3 separate regions of the Homo sapiens genome follow, and regions 1 and 2 are each linked to region 3. The links are chromatin loops, found by intact Hi-C in ENCODE. Cell type or tissue: OCI-LY7. All regions are shown on one strand. Each heading gives the region's core, and the rest is flanking DNA. Links, peaks and the distances in the headings are about the cores only. Region 1 overlaps EGF (epidermal growth factor). Region 2 has its middle 39 kb from the start of MIR297. Region 3 has its middle 82 kb from the start of PITX2.

What was found. Peaks named below come from ENCODE experiments on the same cell type or tissue, not always from the same donor. Only the 100,000 strongest peaks of a DNase experiment are listed, where the experiment ranks them.
Region 1: it touches region 3 in a loop (3-fold over the local background); 1 of 110 quality-filtered maps calls a loop at or near these places.
Region 2: a loop joins it to region 3, with 2.4 times the contacts of the local background. A loop is called at or near these places in 1 of 110 quality-filtered maps.

The regions. Positions count from the first base shown.
Region 1 is chr4:109,993,678-110,004,152 of GRCh38, forward strand. It overlaps EGF (epidermal growth factor), which reads left to right. Exons shown (of 24, transcript NM_001963.6): 20 at 1,056-1,203; 21 at 6,002-6,169. Among named protein-coding and RNA genes, the nearest start is that of EGF, 86 kb to the left of the region's middle. RefSeq lists an enhancer at 821-1,110. In OCI-LY7, for the core only: CTCF peaks have their summits at 5,271 (motif pointing right) and 5,483; DNase peaks (open chromatin) are centred at 3,014 and 5,324.
Region 2 is chr4:110,894,493-110,904,967 of GRCh38, forward strand. No RefSeq gene overlaps it. Among named protein-coding and RNA genes, the nearest start is that of MIR297, 39 kb to the left of the region's middle. In OCI-LY7, for the core only: no CTCF peak of the experiment used is centred there; a DNase peak (open chromatin) is centred at 5,439; H3K4me3 peaks cover 1,248 bases; H3K27ac peaks cover 724 bases.
Region 3 is chr4:110,699,609-110,710,083 of GRCh38, forward strand. No RefSeq gene overlaps it. Among named protein-coding and RNA genes, the nearest start is that of PITX2, 82 kb to the left of the region's middle. In OCI-LY7, for the core only: no CTCF peak of the experiment used is centred there; DNase peaks (open chromatin) are centred at 5,373, 5,693 and 5,963; H3K4me3 peaks cover 2,432 bases; H3K27ac peaks cover 2,963 bases.

The DNA.
Region 1 (10,475 bases), core at 2,389-7,388, 710 kb before region 3:
AAGTTTTGCAGGGCTAGGCAGGTCGGTGAGAATGTCTGGACTCAGCATTTTAAATCACTTTCAAGGATTTTAAAATATTACTTTAAAAAGGCAGTATTTCTTGTTCTGAATTAGAACTCCAGCTCTCTTCTCTTTCTTTTCTCAATATTCATAATGGTTGACTCCTGCTTCCTGAATCTTCTTCCCATAACAGCAGTAACATCTCACCATCAGCACCCCAGAAGGGGAGCTGGCTTCACCTAGACCCTGGAGACCAGGATGGGGGTCTTTCCCATCACTGCCCACTTTTTGCCTGTCAGCCCTATAAGCAGAAAACATCCTAAGAAGAAAAATTCTGTGCTTACTTGGTCTCTGTTTTTTTTTTTTTAGCATATTATTTTTCTCAAATAATTTGCTCTTCTTAAAGGTACTGAAAAACTGCTTATATTTATGTAGTCAGCTGCACATGTTTACCTTTTAAGGAGCAGTGAACCATTCAATAAAAGAGACTTTACTATTATATTTTGGCATGCCCTCTGTTACGGGAACATTTTCTTCCTGCCAGAGTTGCTACAGTCTTGTCCTTGAGGGCTCCTCTGAAGGTTAGTTTTTAGAAGAAAGCACTGTGAGAAAAAATTTTCGAGACTCCAGGATATTGGAGGTAACGGACTGCACATTGATGGGTAGGTTTTAAACCATAGAGTTACCAGTTGTTCAGTGAGACCTTGAAGCTAACTGTCACTTCACATGGTTAGTGTATGTTTGTGTGTGACAGGTTTGTTTTTATGAGATCAGTGACTCTGAATTCACATGGCGACTTAGGACTGGGTGTTCTTTTACCTGCCTCCAATATGCTTTATGTATCAGATAATACTGAGCCCAAAGGAAGAACGGCTGGTTTCATAGTGAATGACTAAGGTCTAGCTAGGAAAGTGAAACTATTGTCCCTTCTAGTAGTTCTTCTGTCACTAAAAGATTTATGTCACAAACTATTCACAGAAACTAGTTCCTCATATTGATACTTGAAAGACACTAATCCATTCAGAAAGTAAAAGTAATGTCTTGGGTTCTTTTAGACTCTACTCCACCCCCTCACCTCAGGGAAGATGACCACCACTATTCCGTAAGAAATAGTGACTCTGAATGTCCCCTGTCCCACGATGGGTACTGCCTCCATGATGGTGTGTGCATGTATATTGAAGCATTGGACAAGTATGCATGCAAGTAAGTTAAACTGTCTTGCTGATGGCACAGAGAGATGCTATTCAGTCCATAACTTGTAGCTAATTTGTAAAATTTACACTCAGGATGTTTTTCTGCAATTAGGTGTTCTTTTGGAAAAATATAAACATACACATATGAACCACGTGTGTGCACTTCATTGCATGCTCCTTGTGTATCACGATGCCCCCTTCTAGTTACCGGTGATAAGTATAAATCTAAGGAGTTGGTGATTTCCCCTTTTACTGAAATAATTTGATGTTACTACTAGTATAGTCTAGGGATTAAATGTCTCATCCTGGTTGAAAAACTTAGGTTTGTGAGATAATTCCTTAAAACTTTTTTTTTCCATCAAATGTGCTTTATATTATGTGTGAGCATCCGTGATCTGTTTCTGGATTTACAAAAGTTTGGTACATATTCACACTGGACTTCTTGCCAGAGTCCAAAAATATTTTTCTTCAAAACTAATCATATGTATATTTTTTCTTCACTTCCTAACAGTTGACTTTTACATTTTGTTGTTCAGTAACAATTGCTGATACTGCAGCTGCTGCTTTTTGCTCCCTTTTTGCCCCCATAAGGGTTTCACAGTGGGTAACGTGTCAACCTGGAAAGGAGATTTGAGGAAGCCCTAAAACTATGAGACATTCCCACTGTGCTCACTCCGAAAACCTTTCCTGTGGACCCTTTAACAAAACCCAAACCCACAATAGCCAGTTCTGCCTCAAATTTTACTTTTAATTCATTTCATATTTTCAAGGCAATAGGAGGAAACTGATAGATACCAAAAAACTAATACGTCTCCCAGGGTCAGGCTCCTGATCCATTGATAATTTTCTCTGTGCCTGAGGGAGGGGTGATGAAATAGTCTGATCCTCACAAATAGCTACTATAACCTTAAAGTCTTCTCTTATTTCATCAGTAATAATGAACAGAATAACTAAATTTGTGGAAGAGTAAGCTATATTCTGTGACAAAGTGTATGGCCTTGCACTAGAAATCATGTCCGCATGACAAAAATAGTGAAAAATTGCTCATGAATACTAGTAAAAATGACTCAGTCCTTATAGAATTCTGTTTTCATATTCATATTTACATGCTATAATTTCCTAACCTATGATAAATTGGGTATTTGCAATAGTTATTGCTAGTTTTAATGTTAAGAATCTAATTGGTTTTGCCTGTTCATTGTTTCTGATCATCCCAAATAATGAAATTACAAAAATAAATGTCCGAATGTATTAGGTCATGGTTGTTTTCCTCCATGATACTTTAGACTATAAAAATCATTATAATAATATAAAGGGTACTACAGGGTTACATACTGCATTTAGAACAATGTTTTCATTTGGATCTGATAACATCCATTTATTAAATGATTGATGAACTCTTTAACACACTGCTTTTCTTTCTGTCATTAAATCCTGATGAAAATATCATATTTCTCTGATAATGTTTTAAACATGAGTTGCTACAAATGACAAACTGGAGATAAGACTCAAATTGAAGGACCTTGAACCTAAAGCAATATTTAAAATATTACCAGAGTTCACAGTAATCTGGATCATAACCTTGTTTTTAAATTGTATATTTAATAAAAATGTGGTTTAATTAACTATTCAACCCTTGCCTCCTCCTGCCCTGATGACCTCACCTTATCTTTTATTAATTCCTTAATAACAAGTCTCTAGGAAGTGCTTTACCCATCCAACTTTTATTAGAAACACTTCCTAGGCAGGTGTCATTCTGTACAGAGTGCTCTTCATGCTGTAAGCAGGTTTTGGAAGAGCCAGCTCTTTCTTCCTTTCTTAGAGGAACTGGAAGTTCCCCTCAGCCACAAGAAACCACAGGGTGCCCCCGGGGTGATGCAGAGGAAGTGAGAGTTGGGAGTCTCCATGCCCAAGGTATTCCTCGAAGATTTCCTGGTTTGGAGATGCTCAGGAGGCTCCAAACCTTCTGGGCTCAGAGGAGGTCCTCGTTCATTCTGTCTTTCAGCCAAACACCCTTCTGAACAGGTCTTCTTTAGACCAAGACCCCCCAACATCAGTCCTGTGAAATGCTTTTTAAAAACAGGCTGTATGGTCAAATCACGTTGAGAGATGCATCATACTCTACCCTCAATTTTTTTTTTTCAGGAGACCATCGTCTTATTATTACTCAAATTGGTTTCCCTGAGCATTCGGGGAGCAGAGTTTTTAAGGACAGCTTGGTGGGTTAGGGGAAGCCAGTGAGCCAGGAGTGCTGATGGGTCAGGGATGAAATCACAGAGAGTTGAAGCTGTCTTCTTGCGCTGAGTCAGTTCCTGGGTGGGGGCCATAACTTCAGATGAGCCAGTTAATTGATCCGGGTGGTGTCAGCTGATCCATCAAGTGCAGGGTCTACAGAATATCTCAAGCATTGATCTTAGGAGCAGTATAGGGAGGTTCAGAATCTTGTAGCCTCCAGCTGCGTAACTCCCAAACCATAATTTCTAATCTTCTGTCTAGCCCTCAATTCTTGATTCATAGTATATACCACAACACATTAAAAAGTCTTGTTTACCAGCCCGGGTAACATGGTGAGACTCCATCTCTACCAAATTTTTTTTTTCTTTTTTTTTGTGATGGAGTCTCGCTCTGTCGCCCAGGCTGGAGTGCAGTGGCGCAATCTCAGCTCACTGCAAGCTCCGCCTCCCGGATTCACGCCATTCTCCTGCCTCAGCCTCCAGACTAGCTGGGACTACAGGCACCTGCCACCATTTTTTATATTTTTAGTAGAGATGGGGTTTCACCGTGTTAGCCAGGATGGTCTCCATCTCCTGACCTCGTGATCCGCCCGCCTGGGCCTCCCAAAGTTAGCCAGGTATGGTGGTACACATCTGTATTTCCAGCTACTTGGGAGGCTGAGGTGGGAGAATCGCTTGAGCCCAGGAAGCTGAGATTGCAATGAGTTGTGATGGCACCACTGCACTCCAGCCTGGGAGACAGAGTGAGACCCTGTCCATAAAAAAATAAAATAAAATAAAATAAGCCTTGTTTATCTGTATTGAGTCTAGAATGTCTCAAAATTATTTGGCTATGGAAAGGCAAACTTATTTGGCCACAGAATCTTTTGTTTGGTTTAACAGAAGAACTAATTCATAACCAAAGAACTAGTATCCTGTGTCCTCCTCCCACCCTGGAAAATGCTGAATGACTATTCTGGGCCTTATAAGACTCAGTGAGGCTCTACTATTGCAGCTGACTTGGATCTCCAGGACTCTTGGCTAAGGGACTGACATATTCCTCAAGACCCCAGACTTTCTGAAAGGATCAGAGGTGTGGCCCATTAACATCCAACAGTTTAAAAGTGGTGCTGCTAGGCATTGATAGTAAATGGCTGTAACCAAAGATAGCTAGAATTAAAACAGCATCCAAGAAAGCCTGCAAGAATGATGGTCCTTTATGCTTTTGCACTCAGATCCTGATATCTCTTGCATGGTTAGTTCCAGAAGATAGCTTTTCAGAGGTGAATAGAGCATAAAACTCTTTTTGGAAGCAGCATGGTATAGTGGAAAGAACATAGGCTTTGAAATCAGAGAACCATTGGAGTCAAACCTGTCACTCATAGCTGTGTGACGTTGTACAAACTCCTTGAGCCTCAGTTTCCTTATCCATAATACAGGAATATGCCACCAAAAATAAAATAAGTAAAAGTGCCTAGCAGGATGTCAAACACACAAGATGGTTAACAAGTACTAATCCATTTCCCTCCTTCCTCTGTGAGTGAGTTGCCCAGTCCCTCTGACCAGCTAAAGGTAGAGACAGGCCTAGAGCCCAGATCTTCTGGAGCTTTGTCCAGTGTTTTTTCCATGCTGCCTCTTCTCACTATGGGCACTGGTGTCAGTTCTCTGTATTTTTATTCCGTTAAGTCCTTTTGGAATAAAGTGGGGACATGGATGAATAAATAGTTGATCCAGGGACCAAAGGGAGGAATTTTTAATAAGTGGGCATTACAGAGTGTTTAATAGGATGTTTTTCAAAGTTGATGCTTTTGCAAAGGATAATAGAATACAGATGTTTACCTGAGATCTTAATTGTTTCTAGAAATGCACATTCCCAGTAGATGGCAGCATTGCTTCATTTACTTCAAAAAAGTTCAGCAGTTCACTCTAGTGACAGTTTCACTAATGGGACAGCAGGGTGTTTGTAGGTGAACGTCCCTTTTTCCTCCATATAGCTTTTTCTCTCATTGAAGAAAATAGGCAAATGCCTGTATGTATGTTGTACTGGGTCTTCCCTTGCACTAGTAGTGATTTTTTTTTTTAAAGGAAAAAAGTTTTCTCTGCAGACTAGGTTATGTGTTCTGTTTAGAAACTGTACACATTCTTCTTTTATAGCCTGGTTTCAAGTGAGGAACTCTGCCTTCAAATTCTCCTTTCCTTTCACCTATACTCATTGCAATCTGGCCAAACATTTGTTTCCAAAACTCCCTTGGCTCTTAGGGCAGAGTTGCTTTGTGTTGGTTTTAAAAGGTGGCTCCTCAGGATTTTAGCCTAACAGAAACTGATCTTTAATCAATGTCCTGTAATGCCTTATAGAGGCAGTATGCAAATAATCCCCCATAAATCCCAGAGCAAACAGACGAAAGGGAGAAGTCCATGCTGCATTAACTTGTAAATCATAGCGCTTTCAACTGACCCCTGATGGATTTTCTATATGTTTCTAAAGAGCTGAGTCTGGAAATGCAGAGGTTGAGAGACAGCTGAATACTGAGTGTCAAAACTATCAGCGTTTTTGGCCAGGCATCTCTGATGACCTCTGTTTGTGTGTTGTCACAGCTGTGTTGTTGGCTACATCGGGGAGCGATGTCAGTACCGAGACCTGAAGTGGTGGGAACTGCGCCACGCTGGCCACGGGCAGCAGCAGAAGGTCATCGTGGTGGCTGTCTGCGTGGTGGTGCTTGTCATGCTGCTCCTCCTGAGCCTGTGGGGGGCCCACTACTACAGGTGACCCTGTCTTTCCTTTGGTACTGGAAACCTCTTTCTAAGACCTCCCAGGGGAATGCCTGTCTCCTTGAGATGAGATGTATGAAATAGTACCTCTACATACTACATTTAAAACGTGAAATAGGCTGGGTGCAGTGACCCATGCCTGCAATCCCAGCACTTTGGGAGGCCGAGGCAGGCAGATCACTTGAGGTCAGAAGTTCGAGACCAGCCTGGCCAACATGGTGAAACCCCGTCTCCACTAAAAAGGCAAAAAGTAACAGGCGTAGTGATGCACACCAGTAATCTCAGCTACTCGGGAGGCTGAGGCATGAGAATTACTTGAACTTGGGAGGCAGGGGTTGCAGTGAGCCAAGATCATGCCACTCCACTCCAGCATGGGCGATAGAGCGAGACTCCGTGTCAAAAAAAAAAAAAAAAAAAAGGTGAAATAACAGTACAATTTTTACTGTTAGCTCAGGATTTCATTGCTCTGAAACATCAGTGCTTTTACGTTTTCCTTGTTCCATTCCAGTCATTGTCCATACACCTTCATAGTATATGTGTTATTTATCAATCACAATATGGTTTTGCGTTCCACTCTCTTTGTTTAATATTATATGCTCCCCCCATAGCCTGCATAACTATAATTTTTCATTGCTGCCTTCCATTGAGTTGATTTTCCACAAAATATTAACTGTCATAAAAGAAAATCAATATCTTCCCTAATTTGGAAGGAAATTTCTGGTCCTCAGATTTTGTGCTTTTAATAATTTCAAGTTAACAATTAAAAACTGTAGACAATAACATTTATACATTTAATTCTTTAAAACTAACACTACATTAGGGTGCAGGCACAGGCATCACACTGCTCATTTTCTGTTTTCTTAGAAAGTAGGACAGCTTCCTCTATTATCATCAATATTGAAAAGCATTTTATGTACGGTTATAGTTTGTGTTGTACAAAATCAGTGAGTCATAAAACTTTAGGGCTGAAGGGGACTTTATGGAATTATCTAGTTCAATCTTATCATTTCATGGCTGGAGGACCTAAGACCCACTTGACTAATAGGTCCCAATTCTCTGAGATGTACAAAATATCTGCCACCATCTGTAGATAAAAATTTAACCACATTTATGGGTACTACACAACCACTCAAGTGGCAACTGTCTTGTGTTCTGGAAAATTCAACATATCAGCCAAGATGTACTTATCAGAGATCCTGCTATAGCCTAGTGTAGTGGTTAAGAGCACAGGCTCTGGAATCAGATTATACAGGTTCAAATCCAAGTTAGTGTCTAAATAACACCAGACATGTGTCCTAACCTCTGTATTCATTAATTTCCTTTACTATAAAGTAGGAACAAGAATAGTACTTATCTCAAGGGTTATTGTGAGATTAATTGGGTTAACCTAAGTAAAGGCTTTAGTGTAAGTCTGGCATATAGGAATTAATAAATGCTATCTGTTATTTTGATTTTTTATGAACTGTAACCTTCCCCCAAAAGAGTCATATGCTCTAAGCCCTTTTCTACCACCTCTTGAGAGACAAGATTCTTAGGCACAAACTTGACATTTTAATTCAGTAGTCCATCAATAACATTGTAATTTTTAGCCTGGTGTGTAATCAATATCTTGGATATGTGTAGAAAGAATATTGAATGATCAATGGTTCATCCCATTGGATCATTGCCAAAGGGCAGGAAAAAAAAATGGAAACTAGAAACTTAAGTTCATGCGTGCCATAATTATTAAGTGTTTTTTCCTATTTGTTGTGTTATGATATAGTATGTCTTATGTTCTGTTGGCATTTTTCAGAGATCTGGATTGAAAGCTAACGGCAAATTGCTGGCTTTTTAAACTTGGAATTCAAAGACCAGCTCAGCTGAAAGATGACTATAGACTTTACATACATATAAGAGTATCTTCAACCTCAGACTCTCATACTCCAAAAATCAGAAGTGAAAGGACTATTCCTTCAAAAAGAAAGCTCATCAGAACCCTTTCTTTTTCTCTTCACTGAAATGCATCCAGAGTTGTACAATTCTTCCTGAGTGAATCTATGGTTATTTACCTAACAATTCTGATCAGTGTACCTGCTTACCTCTCCGCAAAGTTTCAGCTATGTGCATAACTACGTTTGCACTATAGATCAATTCTGACAAGATCAAATTAAAACTGCTAGTCTAAATGTTGCCATGTCATACTCAACTGTACCAACAAATACAGCTCTAACATTGAGTTTTTAAGTTAGACATGCTAACTGTTTTTCTTTAAAGGGTTAAAATCAGTTATTTCCTCCCTTATACCATTCCTTGCCTGTCTTGTCTAGCTTGTTTGATACCGTTTGTCTTCTGTGTCTCTCAAAGGATTAATTGTTTGTGTGCTGGGTGTGGTGGCTCGTGTCTATAATCCCAGCATTTTGGGAGGCCAAGACAGGCAGATTGCTTGAGCCCAGGAGTTCAAACCAACCTGGGCACCATGGCAAAACCCTGCCTCTACTAAAATTACAAAAAATTACCCAGGCATGGTGGCACACAGCTATAGTACCACCTACTTGGGAGGCTAAGGTGGGAGGATCGCTTGAGCCAGGGAGGCAGTGATTACAGTAAGCCGTGATTGCACCACTGCTCTCCAGCCTGGGTGACAAAGCGAGATTCTGTCTCAAAAACAAAACAAAACAAAAAAGACTAATGTTTGTGAAACTAAATAAATTTTTCAAGTATTCTAATCTTATTAGTTTAAAACATGTGATTTCTTGGAAGGACTCCCTTGTAAGAAAATCAACAGGAAGTATTTCATCACAAAGTATAACTTTGTTTTTTTGTGGGTTTTTTTTTAACTTTTATTTTAGGTTCAGGGGTATATGTAAAGGTTTGTTACACAGGTAAACTTGTGTCACTGGGGTTTGTTGTACAGATTATTTCATCACCCAGGTATTAAGCCCAGTACCCAACGGTTATGTTTTCTGCTCCTGTTCCTCCTCCCACCCTCCACCCTCAGGTAGCCCCCAGTGTCTGTTGTTCCTTTCTTTGTGTTCCTGAGTTCCCATCATTTAGCTCCCACTTAGAAGTTAGAATATGTGATATTTGGTTTTCTGTTCCTGTGTTAGTTTGCTAAGAATAATAGCCTCCAGCTCCATCCATGTTCCTACAAAAGACATGATCTCATTCCTTTTTATGGTTGCATAGTATTCCATGGTGTGTATGTGCCATATTTTCTTTATCCAGTCTGTCATTGATGGGCATTTAGGTTGATTCCGTGTCTTTGCCATTGCGAACAGTGCTGCTGTGATCATTGACATCCATGTGTCTTTATGGTAGAATGATTTATATTCCTCTGGGTATATACCCAGTAATGGAATTGCTGGGTCAAATGGTAGTTCTGCAGTTAACTCTTTGAAGCATCACCGTACCGCTTTCCATAATGATTGAAATAATTTCCTCTCTCTCCAACAGTGTATAAGTGTTTCCTTTTCTCCAAAATTTCATGAGCATCTTTTTTTTCTTGACTTTTTATTAATAGCCATTCTGACTGGTACAAATTATAACGTTGTACCTTTGCAACTTTGGAATTGTTTATATTAGCCACTTGTTTCAATTTTTTTCCTTGAAGCCTTTGATTAAAACACATAATAACCCACACCATCTCTTGGTACTGTCTGTGATGCCAGATTCACAGCAGCCCCTCCTATCCTTATCACTCTTCCTGGAACGTCCAGGTAGGGCTTTTGACAGAGGGTTGCATTCCTAGAGGCAATTAAGCTGCCTATCTGCCCCAGGACAGTGGCGTTATTGTGGAGTCTCACAGATGCACTGCTCTAGGGGCTACTGCTTTGAGGATGGGGATCCATCTCCATGCTAAATCTCCCCACCCCCACCCCTAGTGAATGACGCCGTGTATAGACTTAGCGTTGAATGTCAAACAAGACAGTACTCTAAAAAACTGGATTTGGAAGCAAGATACCTAGTGTATTTCCTGGCTTAGCCACTATGAGATTTTCTTATCTTGGGTCATCCACTCCTTCTGTCTTTGCCTCTAATTTCTTTATGAGTGAGAGATTGCAGTGGGCCAGTAAGAGCAGCCTAGGCTTTGTGTCATCATGACCGACTTCTTACACTACCCTTGGTAGCTGTGTGCCTTAGGTGAGTCACTGCCATTTCCAAGCCCCAATGGCTTCACTTGTAAATGGAGCTAACATAGTCTGCCTCACACAGTTGCTGAGATATTTTTTCCACAGACTGCCCCACTCCTCCCTGCAAAATTAGTTGTTTTTTCATTGCTATATCATCAGTACTAGGACAGTGCCTGGGGTATAGTTAGTAC
Region 2 (10,475 bases), core at 3,041-8,040, 190 kb after region 3:
TTTATAATCTGTTAATGCTATTATGTTTATATAACCTTTCATTCTTTTAAAGTTATTTTCAGTAATTTAATTTAGTTCTCAGATGTGTGATCATTGGTAAGTTATCCAACGTCTTTGTACATCAATTCTCTCACCAGAAAAATGGGTTTATAATATGAACCTACTTCAAAGCGTTTCAGGGATAATAGTAAAAATAACATTTTAAAAATATGATGATTATAACTCAACTAGACAATTTCCAAAATAATCAGTACATAAAAATAACACCTTTCATCCAGATTTATAGTTGGGAATATTGTGATCGAATGAAGCAATGTGCTCTATTTAATTCTAATTAGAATTTAACTCCCTGTGTTAAAATATCAGCAGTTCTCTCTGTCATTCATAGCACAGCTTATTTACACAGGTACATTGTGAGTCTAATCATTTCTCCTTGAACTTAGTAAGTATATAACAAAAGTATTATATATACATATAAATAAATATATATGACAGAAGGCATTCTAACTTTCAATAGCATTGTGAAACACATACACACAATATTAATCTGAGCTAACGGAGAAACAAATTTTGTGGTCCACAGCTATTTATAAGAATGACAGTGAAGACTGGAGCAGATTAGAGAAAATTGTTTGGCAGAATTCTTGTATTCTCAAGAAGTCATTAAATGCAGTAGTTGAGGAAGTATGAGTGATTCTTAGAATTCATCCCTTGGAATCTTCTAATCTTCTAGATTAGGTCAGTGGACAAGATTAGATACTTGTGTTTTTCTATCAAATGTCAGAAAATGAGACCCATAGACATATCTTCTTTTTACTTGTTGAACAAGAGAGAAGGCAAGATTGTGAATGTGTGTGCGCGCATCCCCACACCCATGCATGGGTATACACATGTGTGGTTTGGGGAGGAGAGAGTAAAAACAAGGGTTTATGGGCATGTTGGCCTCTTCTAGTGATTCTAATGGGTACCAGGTAGAATTTGTGATTTTGTTTCTGTTTGATTAAAGATATGACATGATGCCATATGGGGACATTGAAAAGTTCGTACTCTGATCTATTTGAATTCGGGTCATTTGGTTATGTAAGTTTTTCCATAGCATTCGTGCTGAAGCACAGCTTTCTCTGAAACACTTTGATAAGATGTTTTTGTTCTATATAGATTCAGAATTTTTCTCCTTTAAACAGATCTTAGTGATCCTTGCTTTCAAACTTTTTATTTTACAGATGATTACTTTGAAGCATAAAATATGTATATGACCCTGTATTATAGTCAGTTCTGGCTACTATCATGAAGTATCATAGACTGCATGGCTTATACACAACAGAAATTTGATTCTTACACTTCTGGAGATGGTAGTTGCCCAGCTTGAAGTTCTAGAGGCTGGGAATCAAGGTGCCAGCATGGTCAGGTTCTGGTGAGGACCCTCTTCTGAGCTGCAGACTGCCAACTTCTCATTGCATTGTCACATGCCTGAGAGAGATAAATAATCTCTCATGTTTATTCTTATAAAGGCACCAATCACATTCACTGGGGCTCCATGCTCATGGCCTACTCACCTCTTGAAGGCTGTACCTCCAAATGCCATCAAATTTGGGGTTAAGATTTCAACATATGCATTTTGGGGGGATATCAACATTCAGACCGTAACAGTTGTTTTCCCCCACCTCCTCCCCTTTTTAAAATAATAATTTTGCAAAATCCAATTTGGCGGTGCATAGAGAATAGCAGAATTTCATTTTGTACTTTTTATTCTGCTTGGTCTTTAAATAGTAGGCACAATTTTTTTTCAGGTTGAAAAATAAATATGCTCCATGTGCTGCTTTTTCTTATATATTTTAACTTTATCACTCTGACAATATCTGCAGAGAATGAATAATTCATCATTGGCACCCCTATTTACTATAGATGTTTTATCTTTCTACTCAGAATTTATTAAAGAATTATTTATCAGCCGGGCGCAGTGGCTCACACCTGTAATCCCAGCACTTTGGGAGGCCAAGGCGGGCGGATCATGAGGTCAGGAGATCTAGACCATCCTGGCTAACAGGGTGAAACCCCATCTCTACTAAAAATACAAAAAAAAAAAAAAAATTAGCCGGGTGCGGTGGCGGGCGCCTGCAGTCCCAGCTACTCGGGAGGCTGAGGCAGGAGAACCTGGGAGGTGGAGCTTGCAGTGAGCCGAGATTGCACCACTGCACTCCAGCCTGGGTGACAGAGCCAGACACCGTATCAAAAAAAAGAAAAGAAAAGAATTATTTATCTCGTCAGCTGGGCACAGTGGCTCACACCTTAATCCCAGCACTTTGGGAGGCTGAGGTAGGAAGATAGCATGAGCTCAGGAGTTTGAGACCAGCTTGGGAGACATAGCGAGACCTTTCCTCTACTAGAAAAAAAAAAATTAGCTGGGCCTGGTGGTACACGTCTGTAATTCTAGCTACTTGGGAGGCTGAGGTGGAAGGCTTACTTGAGCTCAGGAGGTCAAGGCTGCAGTGAGCCACGACTGCACCACTGCACTCCAGCCTGAACAACAGAGCAAGACCCTGTCTCAAAAAAAAAAAAAAAAAAAGAACTATTTATCTTGTCATTTCAGGGCTGCTAGAAGCATAGAATTATTAGCATTCAGTCTTCTTTCTGAACTTTTTTTTTTTGCATTTCTTAGTTCTCTGATTACAATGTCTTGTAATGCATAAGATAAAATGCTTAGAATCATTTCAATTGTTTCTTTCTAGCAGATATAGTTTATCATAACTTAATTCAGGTAAACCTGGCCCTGAGTTTAGACTTATGTAGATACTTTGGATCTAGTTAGCATATACTCATGACATTGTTACAAAAGTAAAGTCAGTCTGCTTTCCATGGTCATTGATGGATTTTTGGATACAACCGTACAATTGTCCAGGAAATTCTTTGGGAGGATGTCTTGAGACATAATTGTTTTAATGGTTTTTATACAAATTGCATTTGCTCCTACAGGGAGAAATTGGCATGGTGAAAATTTAATAAAGTAAGGGAGAAAAAGGTGATACTGAATCACATTTGTGAGTGGCAGCTAATAAAAAAGGCAATTTAGTTTTTTCTTTTTTAATTGCAAAATAAACATACAAATATTACATATGCTGTATATCTACATTTAAAAATATGAAATGCTTCATGAATTTTTCTAATTATAGTATCTGGCCATGTTAATATTTTGTTTCCTTTCTATGTTTGAGACACCTGGTTCACTTCTTCAAGTCAAACTTTAGCTCTACTCTTGTCTCCAAAGGTACCTCAGCATCTCTACAGATTTCTCTCTTCTGCTTTCCCACCCTCAGAGATTCTAATTATTTTATCTGGTTAAAACTTGGGCATCAGAATTTTTAAAAACTTCCCCGGTGTTTCTGATGTGCAAAGATTTTTGAGACTCACACTAGAGTCTGGTGTATCTTGCTATATCCTGCTTCCCTTTCTTTACATGTGCTAATTCCTCCGCCAGCCCCTTGATCTCTTTTTGTCTCTTGCCAGACTCACTCATCCATCACGACCGCCCCTTGATGCCTCTCTTCCTCCTTATAGACTTCCCTGACTTTTTAAGGAAAGTTGAATGTTTCTTACTTTGTTTTTTTTTTCTTCGAATCTCCCTTAAATCACCCCTCACATCATTTTACATTTATTTTTATGTGACATTATTTTCCATGCAGGAACCCTGTCATTCCTTTTCGCACGATCAGAAAAGGTAGCCTGGAACCTAGCCCATTGTAGACATCTTCCCCAAATATCATGCTTTTCTTTATCCTACAAAGAAAACAGTTCACATTTCTAGTTAATTAGTGCTAATTAAATTATACCCTTTGGATTTTAAATTTGTACTCTATAAAACAGTAAGAAATGTTCTTAGTAAAAACATCTTTTCCATTACCTCTGATCAGCATAATTTACACAAAGTGTGAAAAAGGTGTGTCTGCTTTAGTTTTTGTTTGCATTTCTAAACTGTACTTTCTGTTTCACTCTTCTGTATCATTCATTGCTGCTTTCATAGATGGTAGAGTGTGGGGGAAAGTGCATCAGGCCTCGTAGTCACACAGACAGCAGCTGGAATCCTGGTTGACCACTTACCTAGCCCTGTGAGCTTGCTTAAGTTTTTAAATTTAATTTCTCTGACCCTTAGGGTAGTCTTCTGAAATTAAAAATTATAAAATCCATAAAGTGGTGATATGAGGAGTAAGTGAAATAATACATATAAAGCACTTACAATCACTAAGTACTAGGTATTATTTAGATATCTAGTAGAGGTGCAAACACTTTTGCAACCTCAATACTATTTGAATAAGATATTTTACTTTGAACAAAATAAATGGTGATTATTAAATGTATGTATGTATGTGTTGGTAATTTTGATGTTTAATGGATATTAATAGTGTAACATATGACCAGTACTCAATTCTCTTCTTCCCTTCCTCTCACCTTTTTTTTTTCTTAACGTAGTCATCACAACACTGAGACTATTTTGTAATGATAAACTTGGAGATTTATACTTCTCAGACGCATTGTTAATGTTTAGAAGTATTAGTAATTCTTACTGGTAATAATACTTGGAAGCACTGGTATATAGGGCTGGTGTTTCTTTGCTTTGAGGAAAATGAAAAAGTGTCAAAGAGACATAAGTCAGAGGATTTGCACAATACATAGAATTTTTGTCTCCAATGCTATACAGTGGAAGAAACACTCACTCCAATGCTTGGTTTAATCTCCCTCTACATTCATGTCAAAACCAGCTTATGTTCTTTGGCAAATATGAACAATCTAATTGTTTGCTTATATTTCCTTTTTACTCCAAGCTTGGTATTTTATTAATTCTATTTCTCAAATTGAACCTAAGTTCATTAATATCAGAAAAAAAGTAGTAAAACATTAGTTTTATGTTTAATTAGCCTGTAAGGGCGATCTAGCAAAAAACTTACGAAGCACCCTCCTACCCCCATGTAGTCCATTAACGATATGATATATAAATGGAAACATTGAAACGTTATTTTTTTTTTACTTTGTAATGAATGCCTATCTCTTACTGCTTTTTCTTTCAAACACAGGCCAATGCCTGTATTAACAGTATTTCAAAATCTAGTCATCAAATCTGAGAGGACAATAACTCTGTAGTGCTCAAAAGATAACCATGCTTCATGCTAAAGCACCATGAGTTCAAGTTCTACCAAGGAGGACACAAAGGAAACTCTGAGTGCACTGCCCACTTTTAAAATATGAATTGCTAAAAAAAGAGATGCTGAAGTTTAAAATAACAGCATGCAGATTTCTTTATAGAATTTAAAGAATGGAAAACACTTGCAAAAATATCGGCAGGCAGAGGCAGGAAGAACAAACGGTAACCAAATTGGTTCCTGTGACAAACCATAACATTTACTTTAAACCATCAGTGTGCTACTCAGTAAAAGGCAGGCTACCATTCTTTTAATAGATCCCAGGCCTTGTTAAACTCACTGGTCTGCAAGAATTACCCAGGTCAAGAGCAGGTCAAAAAGTGAAAACCCATGTGAAAGTAAACTTTGAAATATCTGCTTTTGAGGAGACTCAGCCGACTGTCTCCTCTGCAGTAAATACACTTCCGTTTTGTGTATGATATTGTTCAATATACTGTACTTAAAATACACACAGGTAACATAAACGGCACTATGCTATTTTATATCCTTCCTATTAAGTGCAATTTCAACCTCTTCTGTAGTTTGTGAATCTTTCTTATGTACTTTCTAAAGCCTTAAAAAAAACCCCACTAAACTTAATAAAGAGAAAGTTGTTACTCTGTTTTGAGTAGTTGCTTCTATTTTGTTTTAAAATATCTATGTTCTATTTAAAACTAGACCTTTGATTCCCTCATAGTCAGAATAAAGAAGCTGGAGGGTGACTCACTGTGGAATTTATTTGCCTGGTAAACTGGGTATTAATCTGGCCTACAATACACTTGCTCCAGATTTTGTTCAAGTGTAAGGTCATACTGTGAAGCTGTTTTTCATTTTGTTTTATATGTGTTAATATAATGCCTTATGAATTACCCTAGAGTTTTGTTCTGACAGCTAAAAAGCATAATCGTTTTTCCTTTCAAGGGGATTGAAAGCAAAGCAATTCACTCTATATTTGAAATGATTTATCTAAGATCCTTTCTCTCACATCTTGCCTTAATGTTTGTAGAGAATATTCTTTGAGTTTTTACTGGTAGCATTGTATTTATCAAGCTCTTTGCCTTTTTGCCTGTTTCTCAAAATTGAGTCCATCTTTCAGTATGATCTTTTAGAGTTTATTGGCAAAACTGCCTGCAGAGTTAATGGGCACCATACTATGATTTTGATAGGAAAGAAATAGTCTCTTGAGAATTAAATCAGAGTTTTCCTGGTAGATAAAAAGAGATCCTTCTACTGTCTTCTAAGCAACAGGAGAAAAAGAGAGGCATAATTTTTCCTGCATTTAATTATAGGATAAAGTGTCTGTATACAATGGCTATAAATGAACAATATAATTGCAAAAGATACAGTGTCAGTTTCTGAATGAAGAGGGAAAAATGACCACGTATTTTCCTAAACACATGTAAAAATAACTAACGTCCAAACATATATAAGACGGTTGCCAAATGGTGATGATGGTGGTGGTGGTGGGAAGTGGTACTATTGATAAGAGCTAATAGTTATGAAGCTCTTACCAAGTGCCTGGAATGTTCTGAATATTTCGTATGTATGAAATTATTTAATCCTCACAAAACCATATGAAGTAGGTAATATTATTGTGTTTCTGGGTTGCAGAGAGATTAGGTAAACTGCCCAAAGTCGCAGAGCTAGAAAGTGCAACAACCTGAATCAAACCTGGTAATCTTGTTCCAAAGCCTGTGCTTTTAAACCCAGTGCTAAATGATGTAAGATTTAAGACAACTTTAGAAGACTTCAGAGAGAGAAGAAATCACTTCCAACTGGTGTTACTAAAGAAAGCGTACAGAAGGTGGGCTTCAGTTGATTGTGGAGCCTGAATAGTTGATTGTATGAAAGTACATTCTGGGGCTGTCTCTGTCCTCATTGTTCCCCTGGCACCAAGCACTGGGCCTGGTGCACACCACACACATGATGATTAAATATGACCTGAATGGTCATGTATGTCATTATCTGTATCCCTATTGATCTGGCAATACACCTTAATGTTGCAATACATTGATCTGGCAACACATTTAAATATGATGCTGTATTTAACTAAACATAAACTTTTTAAAAACCTCCATAATACTTAAATGCACATATCTATGCCCTGCTCAAACTTTCCTCTTTAGTGAAACCTTTTTCATAAACCTATATAAATCCATTCACTTTTCTGTTTGCTCAGTATAATTCTAATAACTACAAAGAAGTGGGTTATATTTTTTTGTGTTCCAACTCTTTAATGTTTACTTGTTCTCTTCTTATTTTATACTCTTCTAGGCCAAAGTCATAGTAATTAATTTTATTTAGAATTTTGGCTCCTTTATGTATTTGATTGTAGTCCAGTTAACTGCTAACAATAGATATAAGTAGATAATATAAAAAAAGGATGAAGCAACAAAGGAGATTCAAATACGTTGTTTAAAATATTTGAATAACACTACCCATAGTTTTTAGCAATCAGTAGGGTTTTTGCTGAAGATCTTAAAAATCTTTACCCTCAGGGAACTTATAGCTTTGTGTTACATATAAAAGAAATAGCTGAACACAATATTTGTATTTTTAAAGAAAGATGGTTTTAGAGTCTGACACTTGTGGTTGCAAATCCCAGCTCTGTTGCCTCTGATCCAATGACAAGGGGAAAGTTAGTTAAACTCTTGAATGTCAAATTACTCATACGTCATAGAATTTTAATGAGAATTACATAATATATAAATATAATTTAATGTATAAATGCTTAGTGTAGTGTCTTTTGCATAAAGAGATTTTAATAAATGGTGATAGGGCCTATAATTATTATTGTTTTTAATTGTGGAAGGCATTCATAGGGATTCGTGTAATTATGTTGGCTGGAGCTTTCAGAAAAAGGTGGACCTTAAAGAATGAGTTAGGAAGAAAGGAGTGGGAAATATTTCAACAGGAGAAAGAGCATGGCCAAAGACACAGGGAAGGAATAAATCTGTCTCCTATTAAACTATGTGAGAAGTTGGCCAGAGTGGTGAGAAGTAGGAGCATTAGACTGATAGAGACAGGCATGTAGCCAAATGGCATTACTTGCATGCCTACATGATGTCGGGATATGCAAGCACAGACTTGCATTTTTTCTGAGCATAAATGAAAAGTCAATTAATGGCTCCTAAAGTGAGTATGGGGCATGAGGGAAGTGGTATTTTAGGAAGACTCGATCTGGTTGGGATGTGGTTAGCCTGGAAGAGGAAGGAATTATAAGCGGGAAGGTCAACAGTGAGGCTTTTGTGTGGTAATCTAAAGATTTCAGGCATAGTCCACCAAATAATGATGGAAGCAGTAGGAGTGCCAGGTGAAGAGACCAAGAATCTGAGAGACTGTGAGAGATGATTTGAAATACGAAAGAGGTGTCAAAAACAGAAAAGTCACAGTACTCAGCAGCTTCTGGTTTTTGTTTTTAACATTTAGGCATTTTAACATTTAAAAACTAGTGTTTCAAAAAATTGTAGTGACTGCCCTAAAACAACATTGTCCTACAGCTCTTGTAAGATATTGTGATAATATGAAAGGTTAACTTAACTGGAAATTCAGAGTTTAATCTAAATAACAAGGTCTTCTAAATCTTATCAAATCTTAAACCACATTGTTTAAATTGAGTTTTATCATAACTATCTCTCCTTTAAGTAAATTACTTTCTGATGTGCTAGGGGAAAAAATCCTTTCACATTAACCAGATGAAGTAACATCAGTTTGCTTTTGAAATTGTCTATTTTATTATTTCATCATTCCTTCTTTCTGAAAAGTGAAACCTTAAAAGAAAAAAAATCTTAAGACAATATAATTATATCTTTTAATAATCTCAAAGGTAGAATGAAGATAAAGTAGAATATTAAGATCTTTTTACAAATGAGGGGGAGGGGATTTGTGCTACATTACTCAAACTGATGCTCTGGAAACTCGACCAGGAAAAAGTCACTTTCTCAGGGGGTAAAAGCATTATTCGTATTATAGGGAAGTGTAGTCCAGCATCTCATTTTTAAAAGCCATTGGTCTTTTATTAATGCCATTGACATTAGGATAAGGTTTTGTTTTAGCACATTATTGTCAAATATTTCTAAAACAAACATAGTTGCAGAAATAATGCTTCTACTTTTCATTGCTAATGAGAAATAATGGAATGAAAGAGTCATGGAAATAATTTAGATATGGGTACAAAAACAAAACCGTTCCAAACTATTAACTTTTTCTTAAATCAAGTTTTTCATTTTCATTATTTTACTCAAGACTGCAGGTTTAAAAATGTAAACTTCAGAATGAAACTGAAATGATTTAGTTTTTGAAATGGATGGTAATGTATTTTGTTTTAGTTTTGCATGCATACCGAAAAACACAGTTATTACAGATGGGATGTTTTATTAATATTATTTCTCAAATAAATAAATTTTGTGGTCATTCATTTTAAATTACATAACATCCTGGATTTTGGTTAAGTATCATTTTAAAAACTGTACATATGATGAAATAAATCAGGCAAAATATTTAGAACTTTAGTACATAACTTTTAAAATAAGAGGATAAATATGATGACACAAAATTGATATGATTAGGTTACAGTTATCATTAAATAATATGGATACCAGTTTTTATTAATTTGGCTCAATTGGAACTTTCAAAAAAATTATAACAAGAGTAATGTTCACTTAAAAACTATTTTTAGAAATCTATTCTTTCTGATTTTGCATCTTATCCCTTCGACTAGGAAAGAAAACTGTCTAGAGATGAAGAATGTGAGCCTTTGTTACAGAGTTTGCACCATTTCCTAGGGTAGAACCCTAGTGACAGTCTCTTTTAATCTTTGTGTTAAATTATTAATTATTCTGTTTGTTTGGCTTTGCTATCTGGTGGTATCGTTATAGAGATTACATGGCACTATTCCATTTCATCAGGAAGCTTGCATTTTTATTTCTTACCTAAAGACTACATTCAATCCAGTTGGAGGTTAGCCTGAGATGTGTGGCGATGACTTGCAAAATAATCGCTTTTTCTTAATCTTTAGATGAAGATTCATCATTTAGAAAAACCCAGTAGTTGCTCACTTACAGCCTGGGTAACGTCTTTTGTATTGAAAGATCACACTGGAGACTGTTTATTTACAATGGTCTAAACATGCGTATCTTTATGGCTTTCTCCTGTCACAATGAATCATCAGCTATAAGTTGTCCTTTGTTGGTTTTAGGAACAATCAAATGAAACCCAGCAGGAGATTGTAGAGTGCATTGTCCAAGAGTGTAAAAATGCTGTGTTGATGACAGATCATACTGTTTTTATTAAAGCTAAGAACAT
Region 3 (10,475 bases), core at 3,026-8,025:
GAGATAATCATATGATTTTTATCCTTCATCCTATTAATGTGACATATTACATTTATAAATTTGTGTGTGTTAAGCCATCTTTGCATCCTAGGAATTAGTCCCAATTGATTGTAGTGAATAATTCTTTTAATGTGTTGTTGAATTCAGTTTGCTAGTGTTTTGGTGACAGCTTTTGCATCTAGATTTATCAAGGATCTTGGCCTGTAGTTTTCTTTTCTTGTGATGTCCTTTTCTGGCTTTGGTGTCAGGATAATGTTGGTCTTGTAAAAGGAGTTTGGAAGTATTTCCTCTGCTCTGATTTTTTGGAACAATTTGTGGAGAATTGGTATTAGGTCTTTAAATGTTTGATAGAATTCAGCAGTGAAGCCATCAGGTCCTGAGCTGTTTTTTTTGATGGAAGACTTTATATTACAGCTTCAATCTTCTCTTGTTATTGGTCTGTTTGGATTTTTATATTTCTTTGTGATTCGGCCTTGATAAGTTGCATGTGTCTAGAAATGTATTCATTTCTTCTAGATAATCTAATTTTTTGGCACATAATTGTTCATAATAGTTTCTTATGATCCCTTCATTTCCATGATGTCAGTTGTAATGTCTCTTCTTTCATTTCTGATTTTGTTTATTTGAGTCTTTTCTCTTTTTTTCTTGGTTAGTCTAGCTAAAGATTTGTTGATTTTGTTTATCTTTTCAAAAAAACCCAACTCAGTTTCATTGATCTTTTTTATTGCTTTTCTAGTCTCTATTACATTTATTTCTGCTCCAGTCTTCATTATTCCATTCCTTCTGCTAACATCTAACAATTACTTTTTTGTCTGGTAATTTTTTTGTTGACTGTGAAGCTTTTTTTTTTTTTTTTTTTTAGACCAGTAGAGTCTGAAGTAAGTAGAATTAACTCCTAGAAATGGTCTCCTCTTTTTTCAGGCTGTTAATGTAGGGAAGTTGAGCCAATCTGGTTAGTAGCTGAGCTGGGCTTTTTGTTGCTAACATTACCTTTGTGCACTACAGGCTGCAGATTCTTCTAGCTCTGGGTGGCTGCTACCTTGTGCTTACTTTGGGACCTAAAGTGCAGGAAGGTTTTTCTGTGTTCTTGCTTCACTCTCAGCTTTCAGCAGACCCTAAATATCTATGCATAAACGGGGGTTCTTTATGCTCTTGCCCCTCTCTCAGTTGCATATTGCTAGGTACAAAGCTTATGGTAGGGAAAGTGGAGATTTTCTTTGTTCCCTGGTCTCAGCCTCAGTCTTAGTTAGGCCCTATATTCTTGGTCCTCTGTGATGAGGGCTTTATCACCACTCCTGCCTTTCCCTGACATAGTAGCCATATCTTACCTTGCATCTGTCAAAGGTCTTGAATAGGAGAGACAGTCTTTGTTCTTCCTCAGTAGTAGAAGGTCTCTGCCTTCTATTAGTACAGTTGAATAGATTTCCTGTTGTCTGCCTACCCCAATGGGCCAATGGATTTTGCTACTAGTTCTCTCTCAGTAGCTGATGGCTTTGCCTGGGAGTGGAGGTGTACAGTTTTCTATACTCTCCTAACAGCCTCTCACTCAGACAGCTTTTGTGTCTACCATCTCCCAGAAGCAGTGGATCTTTGCCTGGGTAGGAGACTTTTCTGCTTCTCTCTCAGAGGCAAAGGCTTTTGCTTTATTTGAGAGCAGGATCAGAAATGCAGATACAGTTTCAACCCTATGGTTCACCAAGGGGGAAGAGAGGGCTGCCTCAGATCTCTTGTCATGTTCCAGTCTTTCTTGTGAGCAACGAGTAGAGAATCATGGAAAACAACTGAAGAATGCATGTGGATTCCCCACGGGTTTGATCTGCCAAGCAGTCTGAATTGTCCTAGCACACACTTGGCTTTTGTAAAAAAGTGTTGCAGTTTTCTTCTTATCCACTTTTACGTTGGCAGATTCTTCCTTACTCTTCCAAAGATGGAACAGTTCATTATCCCATTTATTTTCAGAAGGGTTTATTGCTCTTTGGAATTTAGTTTTAGTTTGCCTGATTTATTTTGTAACTCTGTGATTTTAGCTCTGATGGGCTTAAGAAGAGTGATATTTTTGTAGATTATCTGCCTTTTTCCTTGCTGTAAGGGTAGGAGTGATGTTCTCTTGTGATGTTTTCAATCCTAAGAGGAGCAGAACTCCATGTCATATGATTTTTAGTATGTGAGTGTGGCCTAGGAGCCAGCTTTCTCAACAAACATAAAATACTAATATAAAAAAATGGAGATTCCTAAGTCTAGTTTTTAGTTTGAGTTTGTATTGACAGTTTGGAATTGATATCCAATTCTACGACCACTAAAATGAAAAGCACATCCTTTTGGTAATAAAATAATTTTGTTGTAGTAATGTTTTTCTTTAAATTAAAAAGATCTGAAACCTAGAGTGGCTTCTTTTCATGTTAATTAGGGTGAAAATCAGGAAGGATGTGATATACTGTCATTTACTTTTACTTAACACTTCCAATTCATTTTAATAGGATAGGAAATACTTGGAATTCAGATCAACACTTCGCTGTCTGTTTGCTGATGAACTGAAATGCTTATATGAGAACAGGGATTTTTCCCAAATGCTTGAATTTAGTTCCCCATTTCCCATTATGTAAGAAAACATTGTTCCTTGTGGTAGGCTGAAAAATGGCTTTCCAAAAGACATTTATGTCCCAGTCCCTGGAACCTGTAAATGTTACCTTTTTGGAAAAGGGTTTTTGCAGGTGTGATTGATTACTTAAGGATTTTGAGATGGAGAGATTATCCTAGATTATCTGGATGAGCCCTGAATGCGATCACAAATACCTTCGTGAGAAGAGCAGAGGGAAATTAGACACACAGAGCGGAAGGTGGATATGAAGATAAGGTAGGTACTGGAATGATGCAGTACTCCACAGGAATGCCGGCAGCCACCTGGAGCAGGAAGACAGGCAAGGAGCAGATTCTCCACTGGAGGCTCCAGAGAATGTACGGCCCTGCTGACACGCTGATTTTGGCCCAGTGAAGCAGATTCAGACTTCTGGCTTCCAGAACTGTGAGATAATAAATTTCCACTGTGTTAAGCCACCATGTCTGTAGAAATTTCTTACAGTGACCATAGGACACTAATACATGTATCTTAGTCTTTAAAAAAAATCTATTTGTGACTGGGCGAGGTGGCTCATGCCTGTAATCCCAGCATTTTGGGAGGCCGAGGCGGGTGGATCACCTGAGGTCAGGAGTTCGAGAACAGCCTGACCAATAAGGTGAAACCCTATCTCTACCAAAAATACAAAAATTAGCCAGGTGTGGTGGCATGTGCCTGTAGTTCCAGATACCCGGGAGGCTGAGACAGGAGAATTGCTTGAACCTGGGAGGGAGAGGTTGCAGTGAGCCGAGATCACACTACTGCACTCCAGCCCGGGCGACAGAGTGAGACTCTGTCTCAAAAAAAAAAAAAAAAAAAAAGATTTGTTTTTATTTTATTATTAAAAAAATTTTGAGTACATAATAGCTGTATATATTGTCTTGACAGAAGAATTTTAATTTGTTTCAATTATCTTATTTGAAATGTCATTGAATAAAAGTCAGTTGTACAAAGTATTTATTTTTAAATTTATTTATTTATTTTTGAGATGGAGTCTTGCTCTGTCGCCCAGGCTGGAGTACAGTGGTACGATCTTGGCTCACTGCAACCTCTGCCTCCCGGGTTCAAGCAAGTCTCCTGCCTCAGCCTCCTGAATAGCTGAGACAATGGGCATGTGCCACTACACCCAGATAATTTGTATTTTTAGTAGAGATGGGGTTTCGCCATGTTGGCCAGGCTGGTCTTGAACTCCTGGCCTCAAGTGATCCACCCGCCTTGGCCCTTCAGAGTGCTGAGATTCCAGGTATGAGCCACTGAGCCCAGGTGAAGTATTTATTTATTATGATTACACCCACAATTGCGAAGTTTTAAAAGTGTTAACTCAATTTACTTAAAAGCAATAAAACATTAGAGAAAATTATGCTTGGCCTGAGATGAAATACATATATTTACAGATTACTCTTATGAGTGATTTGTTGGTAGATTTTTGGATGCTTCTCATTAATCCTGACATGAATTGACACCAATGGTCATACAGTCATACATTTGGGTTCCCACCAAAATAATGACTTAAAGGGAGTCACCTATTCATTGTTGATTTTCAGACAACTTGACACTCCTTCTGGGGTGCCCTAAGCTTCACCACCTGCACACAATTGGGTCTTGTTTACTTTCTCAGGTATCTTCCAGTCAGTTCACAAGATCCATTTATGAGAAAATAAGACAAAGTATTTGATTGTGGACTAAATAGAATGAAAATAAAAGAATAAATGGAAAGTTCTAGAAATGTTTAACTGCCTAAGAACATGGTGTATTGATTATATTTTTCTTCTTCTAGACTTATTGTCACATATTGTATTATGTATCTCCACCATAATTTCTGTCCTTTTCATCCTGCTTTATAATTTTTGGTGCATAGCAGTTGTCTTCTACCATATTATACAAATAATTTTCATTATGTTTTATATTTATCTATCTCTTCTAATTCGACATAAGCTCCAAGAGGGTAGGATCTTTCTTTTTTTCAGTCTTGCTCCAAATGCCTAAAACAGTGTCTGGGGCGTACTGGGCACTCAATAAATATTTGCTTAGCGAATGAAGGAATGACTAATTCTACAGAATATAAAGACATCAATAGTTTTCTCCCAGAGAGGTGTTAGTTGTGTTAAATTCTAACCTGTTTTAAAAATTTCAAAGATAAAAGAAAGACTTTAATGACCTAGAGTTAAAAAAATTACCCTTGCCACCATTTTTTCCTGATAAACTAAAATGCTTAAAATGACTCAATTGTCTAGAGGACTCTCATGATCTGAAGTTGTCTACCTCTTTGATACTCCCTCCTACCACTCTCACCACAGCTCAGGAGGCTTCAGCCACCCCAGCCAATACACAAAGCCTTTTGCCATGTTAGGGTGTTTGCCCTTATCCATCCCCTAGCTTCTACCCCCAAATCCTTCATGGCTGGCCCTTTCATATCACTTTGCCTCAGATCAGATGTCACCTCTTCAGAGAAGACTCCCATAACCCTTGAAGCCAGTAGTTCCCAACTGGTGGTAATTTTGTCCCTCAAAGGACATTGGGAAATATCTGGAGACAGTTTTGTTTGTCGCACCTGGGAAGGAGAGGTTTTGCTACTGGGTCTAATGGGTAAATGGGTTGGGGATGCTGCTAAACATCCTACAATGCACACAGCAACCCCCACAACAGAGAATTATCCAGCCCAAAAAGTCAGCAGTGCCAAGATTGGGAAACTCTGCCCTGGGCTAATGCAGCCCCCACCTCTGACACTCACTTTCTTGCCACCAGTGTTTCACTTCCTCATAGCACTTCCTGCAAGTCAAAAATACTTTATTAATTTGTTCACTTTCTTTTGTTCTCGCTACTCTACTAGAATGTAAGCTCCATGAATGCAAAAGCCTTGTCTGTCTTATTCACGTATTGTCCTCAGTGCACCTAGTAGACATCTAATTACTTATTGCCTAGATGAATAAATAAACAATCATATACTGACCATTTTCTCTCCCCACCACATTATTGGTGTTCTCAACTGTCTTTTTGGCTACAACTTTGAGATAGTTTTACTTTTCAGCATGGCTTCTTTTCCTTATAAGTACTTTCACGAACACCTGTGGAAGTCATTATACACGGTTAAACAACCACAGACTCTAAAATCAGAACATCTGGGTTCAGTCAGACTGATACGGTTTGCCTATGTCCTCACCTAAATCTCATTTCGAATTATAATCTGAATTGTAATCCCCAGGTGTTGAGGGAGGGACATGGTGGGAGGTGATTGGATCATGGAGGCGGTTTCCCCAACACTGTTCTCCTCATAGTGAGGGAGTTCTCACCAGATCTGATGGTTTTAAAAGTGGCACTTTCCCCTGTGCTCACTTGCTGTCTCCTGCCACCGTATAAGACGTACCTTGCTTCCTCTTCTTCTTTGGGCATGATTGTAAGTTTCCTGAGGTCTCTCCAGCCATGTGGAACTGTGAGTCAATCAAACCGCTTCTCTTTATAAATTACTCAGTCTTAGGTAGTATCTTTATAGTAATATGAAAACAGACTAATACATAGACCTTTATAATTTACTAGTTCTGTAAGAATCTATTGAAGAAGTTACTTTATTAACTCTTGGAAAAGTTGCTTTATTTTTGTGGTCCTTAGATTTCCAAATCCTTTAGAAGAGGGTAATATTAATACTTCCTCAAAGAGCTACTTTGAAGACTAAACGATAATGCACATAAAGCACCTGGCACATGAAGCACATATATATTTGTCATTATTATTATTACTACTATTATTAATTTTTATTTTATTATGGTCAAACGTATATAACATAAAATTTACCATCCCAACCATTTTACATGTACAGTTCAATGCATTAAGTGTAATCATATTGTGCAACTGTTATTATTATTTTTATCCTCTGAATCTGTATTTTATTGTTTAAGCTTCCCTTTGTGCTGTGTCTCCTACTCTCATAATAGTATTCAAGATAGATCCTACTGATGTTGGATAGAATTAGATCGACCCATAATTCTTAGATAGTATGTACCATACATTTTATTGCTCAATGCATCTGCATGCTTAAGGGTGTACATTTTCCCTATGTATTGAATAGGTTATCTGCCATGTGTTTATCTCTTCATAAGTGTTTTCCCAGTAATAATATAGAAACCTTGTGCTTCGGTTTGAATGTGTCTTCCAAATTTTAGGTGTTGAATACTTAATCCCCAAATATATATGTTGATGGTATTTGGAGGTAGGGCCTTTGGGAGATAATTAGAATTAGATAAGGGCATGAGGATAGGGCCTCCATCATGTCACTGGTGGCTTTATAAGAAGAGAAAGAGAGACCTGAGCTGGTGTGCTCTTGCCTTTTTGTCCTGTGATGCCTTCTGTCATGTTATGATGCAGTAAGAAGGCCCTCACCAGGTGCAGCTTCTTGACTTTGGACTTCCAGAATTGTAAGAATTGTAAGAATTAAATGTCTTTTTGTCATAACTTAGCCAGTCTGTGATACTGTGCTATAGTAACAGAAAACAGGATAAGACATTGGCACACATTTTATTTCTGACTGTGTGCCCAATAAGCATACCCACTCTGTATGTGTGAAATCCTTGCCACCTTCAACTTGATAGTAACAAGTCACAGAAGATGAATATCTAGTTTTATAATCCTAAAATACAGGCTTAATAGCAAATCATGAAAGTAAAGATTTGATTATAGAGATTAGAAGAATAGAAATTGGGTTTTACAGTAATCGAATAACTATTAAGAATACTTCAAACGCCTTGAAAGAATCCTTAAAATACCAAGGTTTAAAACAAGATCTAGATATGGACTGAGGGTTTTTCCCAAGGAAAAAATATCCTACTCACTTAATTAAGCAATTTTTAAAAATTGTCATACAACTGTTTAAATACAGTCTCTTAGGTTTCTAAAATAACAAATTACGTGGGAAAATTAGTGCTAAGGGCTAAGAAGAAACAAAGGTGTTTCTCAACAATCACGTTTGGATTATTTTAAAAATACGATTCTAATCACTCCACAATTTAGAAAAGGCTAATGGTCTATTAGTGACCTTTGCTGGAAGCTTTTCAAGAGGATAGATTTGTTGTGATAGATTTCATCTGTGAAGTGAAATTTTGCAATGTAAGTTTTATAGTCTTTATTCATGAAAACTTCTCCCAAAGTAATTGAAAGGCTAGACATCCAGTTATCTGAACCAGAGTTTTATAAATGAGTGTGTGTAGGCTAGGAAAAAATTTTTATACACGGAGTTTTGTTATAACCTCAGTACACGGGTGAGGCACATTAAAAAAAAAATCACCTCATTAGGCTGGGAGCATACAGCTTCCAAGGGGGAAATGAATAGTTTGGGGGTTCAGTAGTACAATCCAACTAACATTTTGTCCAAGGATCCATAGATAACTAGTAGTCAACCATACCTGAAACCCAGGTCATCTGAGCTGGAGACAGTGGCTTTTTCTTTCCCTCTACCCTCTCTTACTACTCTCTAGGACCCTGGGTGCCCAGCCTTCTTTGTACAGGTTCCTGTTCCTTCCCTTCCAGCCTGCATCTGGCTGACTTCAGCCTGCAAATGCTTCAGAACAACCTTTCTTGTGCAGCATCTTTGTGTGATGGGGGAAGCACTGAAGAAGAAGGTACCACAGTCTACCTGCTTGGGCCTTCTGGTGATTATTTCTTCAACTCAGCTGTCTTGATCTGAGGGAGAGTTTTATGAGCTAAAAATCTGTCAGTGTTTCCATTTACCAAGTAGCTATTCAATCGTTTTATAGCCTAACCATTCCCAATTACCCTCAATTAAAACTTGGCACATATGTTGACAACCTTAGATGCAATTTTTTAATTGAAAATTGTTGATGGCTTTTGATTGAAGTCTAAAACCAAAAGTGCACAATTCCCATGATTCAGATCTTTGGTGTGGTTCTCAGATTATTTACTGTCAGTTATGATCACATGATACCACCACTTTCTAAAGGCCAGTAAATGTCATGGGTTGAAGGCAGGTTAAGGCTTGGGAGAAACCTTTTTCAAGTGTCGTATGGTCTATATTTTTGTTCATAGGCAGATCTGAGACTCAAGTGGCAGAGGGTTATGGGATGGGAAAATGAAGAATGGTGTGTTGTAAAAATAAGGAAGAATTAAATGACTTCAGAATGTAGAGTGGAGATGGCAAAATAAGAACTTGCATTGCTCAGCATTATTATCTGAACACTTGTTTAAGGACAGGCCCAGACCTGTAAAGAAATGTGAAGCAGGACAATTTGTTTTGAGATCCACTTTTCTTTCTCATCCCAGCCTTTTTCTGTTTCTTCCTACGCTTTTCCATCCTCTCTTGTTTTCTATCCCCAGTGATGTCATATCCACATTACTGGTATTAAGGAGTTTCTTTATTTTTCTTTTAATTTTACTTTAAGTTCTGGGATACATGTGCCGAACATGCAAGTTTGTTACATAGGTATACATGTGCCATGTGGTTTGCTGCACCTATCAACCTATCATCTAGGTTTTAAACCGCGCATGCATGCATTAGATATTCGTCCTATACATTAAAGAGTTTCCTATTTTAGTTCCTTATGGAAAAAACGATTTCAAGAATATTTTTGGCATATCAGAACATAGATTCTAGAGTCTTAATACCTAAGGATAAGACAAGCCTTGCTAAAAGTTATCACTTTTTGAAAATAAAATTATCGCTTCATTTCTTCTAGCTTCCAACACCAATAAGGGACAGTCATGAAACATATAAGCTATGCAAAATTACCGAAGTATGTAAATTTTGCACTGAAAAATAGTATCATTGGATATATTTAAAATGCGAACTTTGTATGCACTTATAAAATTATAAAAATGGAAGCCAAGAATTAGATAAATTATTTTAAATACTTTAAGCATAGTTGTAAACATTAGGTACCTGATACAGTTTGAATATTTGTCCCTGCCCAAATCTCGTGTTGAAGCATTGGAGGTGGGGTCTGGTGGGAGGTGTTTGGGTCATGGAGGAGGATCCCTCATGGCTTGGTGTTGTCCTTGCTGTGGTGAGTGAGTTCTCACAAGATCTGGTTGTGTAAAAGTGTGTGGCACCTCCCTGTTACCCTTGCTCCACTCTCACCATGAGAGACGTCTGCTCTCCCTTCACCTTCTGCCATGATTGCAAGCTTCCTGGGGCCTTCCCAGAAGCAGATGCCAGTACCATGTTTCCTGTACAGCCTGCAGAACAGTGAGCCAATTAAACCTCTTTTCTTATAAATTACCCTGTCTCAGGTACGTTATAGCAATGCCAGAATTACCTAATACAGAATCTTACAATGGAAATATAACAGGGACTGATAAAAGTTTTTTCCTTATTTCTAAAGTAATCTGGGACCATTTTTAGAGTTTGGGTAGTGGCATGTATAGTTTAGGAGTCCAAAAATATTAATATGAATTCTATTTTCTGTATCATTCCATGACTGCTTTGGAGTGTGAACTATATAAATGAAATGCTCAAAAGCAGAGAAAAAGTTAGATAATTGGTATAATTCTCCACACACAAAACCACCTGGCCCAAATAACTGAAGTTGTTGCTATAGACAGGAAATGTAAATGTGCATGCAACAATTTTCTTGGTAAGGCTGAAAGCTTTATAAAAATATTTTTTCCCTTAAATGCTACAAACATTTTTGCAAGATCAGTTAAAAATTATCATCCATGTAAAAGTTCACATTTAAGAAAAGTCATTCATTTTGTTTAATAAAATTTCTTTTACTGATTTAATTAATTGGCAGGTAGATGCCCACTTTCTGTGTTGTTCTAAAACAAATACTTTAAAAATGTCATCTAGATACATCTCTATGTTTTATACTCAATCTATCCCCTCTTTAGTAAATAAAGTATAATTAAGATTCCATCA